Linked DNA regions of Homo sapiens: region 2 is linked to region 1. The links are chromatin loops, found by intact Hi-C in ENCODE. Cell type or tissue: CD4-positive, alpha-beta T cell. All regions are shown on one strand. Links, peaks and the distances in the headings refer to the core of each region. The heading gives the core; the rest is flanking DNA. Region 1 overlaps C1RL-AS1 (C1RL antisense RNA 1). Region 2 overlaps TPI1 (triosephosphate isomerase 1).

Region 1 (2,909 bases), core at 114-2,613:
TATTAATATTTCATTATATATTACAATAACAATAATAATAGAAAGAAAACATGCAATGAATGTAATGTGTTTGAACTATCCTGAAACCATCTCCCTCTGGCCCCATCCCTGGTTTGTGGAAAAACCGTTTTCCATGAAGCCAGTCCCTTGTGCCAAAAAGGGTGGGGACTGCTGGTATAGAGGACAAGGGGGTGGACTCATGGTTACAAGTTTCCTTCATTTCACATGAAGTGGTACAATAGGAACTGAGAAAACTGGAGTTTAGGATGCAGACTAATTCCCAGAGCAGCGGGTCTCCACCCTGTGGTGTGGGAAGACCCACAGGCCCTAAGATCCTTTCACGGGGTCTGTGAGGTAACAAAATGACTTTCATAAAAATACTCAGATGTTCTTTGCTTTTTTCCCTCTCATTCTGTCATGGTATATGGTGGATTTACAGAGGCTACGTGATGTGCAATGATTCATCCGTGGCAGTGAGCGGGATGCGTGCTTGTGTATCTTTGTGATTTAAAATGTTCTCAATTTTGATTTCTAGTACAGTGACTATTAATAGATATACCCTACATAAGCCAAAGCTCTCTGGAGTTCTCAATAATTTTTTAAGGGTATAAAGTTTGAGAACAGTTGCCCTAGGGTGACTACTAGTAGAAAAAAGCAAAGAAGTATAGCTGAAAGGCCGATGTAGAAATGAAAATGGATGTCTGAATTTGGGGGGACTTTTTTCTAATAGGGTAACCTATTAGAAATCATCCTGGTCTGTCTAGAAATGAGGTTTTCCTAGGACATGAGGTTTTCAACACTAAAACCAGTTAAGTTCCCCGACACGCCAGGACAGTTGGTCACCTTATTGCTAACACTTCAATCATTTACTTCAGTTCCCTTTCCCTTACCCAAGTGTCCCTAAAGAGCATAGGCCACCTCTGCTCTATGTTAAGGCCCCCAAGTGCAGGTAAGGGAGCTGGGATTCCTGGCATGCTAAGTAAAGGTAGCAAGCTACCAAATTGTAAGGATACTATGTTTACAAATATAGAAAGCACCCGTGAGAAAAATCTAAAATAACTGCTTCCTATTAGAGTATGGGGTTGTGGATGATTTAAACCATGTTTCTCTGTTTAGTAAAACTTCTTTAATATTATTTAATAACTTTGATAGTTACAAAATAAATGTATCTGAAATTATAATTGTGACCAGATGGTCCTTTCTGAGCCAGACAGGATTAGAGAATGAGGGGATGGATCCTTTAATCGGCATCTTTAATCCACATGATTAATGAAGAAGTTTTTGTCCTTGCATATAAACTTAGGCCAGGCATGGGTCTTTCCAATCTTAGCTGGGCAAACAAGGTTGGGGTGCTCCAGTGACTTTATTTTTGGTTTTATTTTTGAAAATCGTGTTGGTGCTGCCCCCTTCTGTCCTGAAAGGGGAAGGGCAGGACAACAGAAAGTGCCTTGGGGCTTCCTGGCCAGGGAGTTTCTCTGCAGCCTTCATGAGCCCCCAGCATTTAGAGAGGAGCTTGCCCTCTCCTGGAATCCAAACAGCCACAGGAGAGCCCAGGCAGAGGAGTCTGGGGCAGCACGAGCCATTTCTGTCCACAGCTTCCCTGTCTTATCTCTAGATACCTTGCCCTGGGCTGGGACACGTGGGGGCTTTTGTGCCCAGTGCCAGGTGAGGAGGGAGATACAGGAGCGAGGTGAAGAGCAGCAGGGGTGATGAGGCGGCTGAGTCAGCCAGACTGGGACCCTTTGCTTCTGTCTGGCATGGCCAGTGGAGATGTGGACAGCCCAGGGCAGAGGGGTGACCCTAATGGGTCACACTCCTCCACCCCCAAGTTATCTCAGGCTTTCATGTCAGGGCCTTGACTTCCATGCCTTATGGACACCTAGGCAGTCGCTAGCTCAACCCCAATGGAGTGTCAGCCACTAGGTTTAGCCCTTAAGCCCATCCTCCCTACTCTGCCAGTATCTAAAATCTCAATCAATCGTGCCCCTTCCCAGGTTAAAACTTTTCAATGACTGTGCCTCCTGATCCATGAGATGAAGCCCCAGCCACTTGTTTGTCTCGTCAGGTTCTTCCTTCATAATCAGGCTCTGCATGACTTTCTGGCTTCGCTCTCCACCGCTGCCGCCTCGCATGTGTGTTCCAGGCGCGGTCATGATGCTATGGCTTCACAAACATGCCTTGCGTTTGCATGTGTGACTCCCCGACCAATGCCGTGTTCTTCAGTCATCAGCATAACATGCTGCTTAAAGGAGTGGGCTTGTGTGCCACACTCACCAGGTTTAAACCCAGGCTCTACCATTTAAAAGTTTGGTGACCAAGGCCAGCTTACATAATTTCTCTGTGCCTCTTAACATCCTCATCTGAAGAACAAGGATGAGGACAACGGTACCCACACCAGAGGGTTGGTGTGAGGGTTAAATGAGTTAATAACCAGAATTGCTTAGGGCAGTGTCTGTCATTTGGCAAACAATAAATATCATTACTTGCTTAGGAAGCAGAATAGAATAGCAAAATGGTTAGATCAGTGGTACTCAACAAGGAGCAGTTTTGCTCCCCAGGGGATATTTGATGATATCTAGAGATTTCTTTTTTCCATTACTGGCATTTAGTGGATACAGGCCAGTGATGCTGGTAAGCATCCTAGTGCACAAGGCAGCAGGTCCCACAACAAAATGTTACCTGGTCCTGAACGTCAATAGGGGCGAGGTGGAGAAACTGAGGGTTGGGTGGTCAGGCTCCAATCTGTTTGGGTTCAAATCCCATCTCTGTCTTTTATTTCATGTATAACCTTTGGCAAATTACTTAAAATTCTCTGTTCCTTAGTTTTCTTATCTGTAGAATGGGGACAATAACCTGTGCTTGGGTTCCTGAGAAGAGTCAGCGTTCGGCATGTAGTACTCATGCCCTGG
Region 2 (2,909 bases), core at 128-2,627, 240 kb before region 1:
GCGGAGCCCGAGGCTCTGCGGGAGACCGGGGGAGGCTGGGCCGCGTGGGCTTCCCGCTCCCTGCGCCCTGGCCTCCCGCGCCGTGCGCCGCCGCACGTAGCCCCAGACTCCTCCCCTTCCTCGCCGGCGTCCGCGTCCCCGCGCCGAGCTGCTCGGGCTCCCTGAGCCCCAGATCTGACCCCTTCCCTTCGGCAACCTGAACGACTCCCGCCTTCCACGGAAGGGACCGAGCCCGTGCCAAACAGGCTGAGCGATTTGGGAGTGAGGAGCCATCCTACCGCTTTCCCCAACCTGGAAACAGCAAAGCGCAAGGCCTCTGAGTCAGTTAGGTCTCTGCCACCCACGGGCAAAGGATGCTCTCCTCCATCCTCCTTCCTCCCTCCACCGAAATCGGAGAGCCGCGGGCCTGATCCAAAGAGGCATCCCCTTCTCGTTCATTCCCCAGAGGCCTCAATACAAACCCCAGGAGTTGGCCCCTCTCCTTTTGCTACAAATCCTTGCCTTGCAAAGGGGAGGTGAGGATGGGCTATTTTAGAAGGGAAGCAGGGTTGCTCCCTGGAGAATGCTGAGTCTGTGAGGTGCCTATGCCGAGAATAGCTCGAGGAAATTGGAGCCCCAGCTGTTAAAAGAGCAGAGGGCAGGGTGAGGGCCGTGGCCTCTCAGGGGTATCTGGAAGGCTCTTCGAGTTGAGTGCAGACCCAGCCTGGGCTGGAAAATGGACAAAGGTCATCTTGCTGGGGTGAAAAGGGGGAGAGCAGAACCAAGAAGAAGAGGGTGAGGGCTGGGGGGCTCCAGGGCACTGGTTAGGAATTGTGGGGAATGAAGGCTTTCTTTAGTCTCATCCCCCTGTGGTACCATCTTGTCCTCAGAGGTGGTTTGTGCTCCCCCTACTGCCTATATCGACTTCGCCCGGCAGAAGCTAGATCCCAAGATTGCTGTGGCTGCGCAGAACTGCTACAAAGTGACTAATGGGGCTTTTACTGGGGAGATCAGGTGAGATCGAGGTGGAGAGGGGTGTGTGGGACCCTTCCCTCACTTTCCTCGTTGAGGGGAAAGCCACAGGGTGGGCTCCCTGCTGAACCTTGGCTTCATCTCTTCCTTTAGCCCTGGCATGATCAAAGACTGCGGAGCCACGTGGGTGGTCCTGGGGCACTCAGAGAGAAGGCATGTCTTTGGGGAGTCAGATGAGGTTAGTAGCCAAGAGAGAAGATAAGGGATGTCTTTTTCCAAGAAGGATGTCTCACCAAGTCTGTTTCTCAACAGCTGATTGGGCAGAAAGTGGCCCATGCTCTGGCAGAGGGACTCGGAGTAATCGCCTGCATTGGGGAGAAGCTAGATGAAAGGGAAGCTGGCATCACTGAGAAGGTTGTTTTCGAGCAGACAAAGGTCATCGCAGGTATCTCTGGAGAAAGGGACCTTTGAGCCTATCCAGGGCCACAGAGACTCAGAGGGTAGGGTCAGGCCCTGGAGCCTGTCTTGGTCCCCATGCTGATCCAGAAAAGGAAAAAGGGGAGGGGGAGTGACAATCTTTGCTTGGGGCCTATGACTTCTCCAGCCCCAAGGTAGATGCCACCTGGAAATCCCCCAATGTCCACTAGGGGGCAGTAGGCCACCGTTCTTCGTACTCCGGAGAACCTGGCTGGAGAGCTCTTTCTTGTTCACCCTTCCCTCCATCTGTATCTCTGCCCTGCAGATAACGTGAAGGACTGGAGCAAGGTCGTCCTGGCCTATGAGCCTGTGTGGGCCATTGGTACTGGCAAGACTGCAACACCCCAACAGGTAACCGGGCCCAGGAGCCCTGCCCTCATCCCAGCCTGCCTCAATAGGTTTGGACAGACACAGCCCACATGGGGCAACCCCTTATTTCAAAGACACAGAGACCTTGAACCCAGAGACAGTGACTTGTCCAAGGGCATCCAGTCCAGGGCCTGGCTTGGATCAGAGCCCTGGTACTCTGACTCAGTCAGAAACCACACTAAGTGTCCACTGGTGCCAGTGATTTTTCCTCTTAGAGAGGCAGAAAAGGTCTTACTTAGGCCAGCTTCTTGTTCTAGGCCCAGGAAGTACACGAGAAGCTCCGAGGATGGCTGAAGTCCAACGTCTCTGATGCGGTGGCTCAGAGCACCCGTATCATTTATGGAGGTGAGTGGCTTTGGTTCCCGGCTGAGGTGGAGTGGGCTGAGGACTAGACTGAGCCCTCGGACATGGAGGTGGGGATGGGGCAGACTCATCCCATTCTTGACCAAGCCCTTGTTCTGCTCCCTTCCCAGGCTCTGTGACTGGGGCAACCTGCAAGGAGCTGGCCAGCCAGCCTGATGTGGATGGCTTCCTTGTGGGTGGTGCTTCCCTCAAGCCCGAATTCGTGGACATCATCAATGCCAAACAATGAGCCCCATCCATCTTCCCTACCCTTCCTGCCAAGCCAGGGACTAAGCAGCCCAGAAGCCCAGTAACTGCCCTTTCCCTGCATATGCTTCTGATGGTGTCATCTGCTCCTTCCTGTGGCCTCATCCAAACTGTATCTTCCTTTACTGTTTATATCTTCACCCTGTAATGGTTGGGACCAGGCCAATCCCTTCTCCACTTACTATAATGGTTGGAACTAAACGTCACCAAGGTGGCTTCTCCTTGGCTGAGAGATGGAAGGCGTGGTGGGATTTGCTCCTGGGTTCCCTAGGCCCTAGTGAGGGCAGAAGAGAAACCATCCTCTCCCTTCTTACACCGTGAGGCCAAGATCCCCTCAGAAGGCAGGAGTGCTGCCCTCTCCCATGGTGCCCGTGCCTCTGTGCTGTGTATGTGAACCACCCATGTGAGGGAATAAACCTGGCACTAGGTCTTGTGGTTTGTCTGCCTTCACTGGACTTGCCCAGATAATCTTCCTTTTTGAGGCAGCTATATAAATGATCATT

The links. A loop is a pair of places that touch in the nucleus more often than their neighbours do. Peaks named below come from ENCODE experiments on the same cell type or tissue, not always from the same donor. Only the 100,000 strongest peaks of a DNase experiment are listed, where the experiment ranks them.
Region 2: a loop joins it to region 1, with 16 times the contacts of the local background. A loop is called at or near these places in 27 of 110 quality-filtered maps.

The regions. Positions count from the first base shown.
Region 1 is chr12:7,112,079-7,114,987 of GRCh38, forward strand. All of the region lies in intron 6 of C1RL-AS1 (C1RL antisense RNA 1), which reads left to right. Among named protein-coding and RNA genes, the nearest start is that of C1RL, 4.3 kb to the left of the region's middle. RefSeq lists an enhancer at 1,189-1,690. In CD4-positive, alpha-beta T cell, for the core only: a CTCF peak has its summit at 1,409 (motif pointing left); a DNase peak (open chromatin) is centred at 1,403.
Region 2 is chr12:6,867,995-6,870,903 of GRCh38, forward strand. TPI1 (triosephosphate isomerase 1) reads left to right here. Exons shown (of 7, transcript NM_000365.6): 2 at 870-993; 3 at 1,105-1,189; 4 at 1,264-1,396; 5 at 1,694-1,779; 6 at 2,055-2,142; 7 at 2,271-2,909. The coding sequence ends at 2,389. Among named protein-coding and RNA genes, the nearest start is that of TPI1, 1.9 kb to the left of the region's middle. RefSeq lists a silencer at 1-143 and an enhancer at 2,727-2,909. In CD4-positive, alpha-beta T cell, for the core only: CTCF peaks have their summits at 1,580 (motif pointing right) and 1,792; DNase peaks (open chromatin) are centred at 861 and 1,607; H3K4me3 peaks cover 874 bases; H3K27ac peaks cover 978 bases.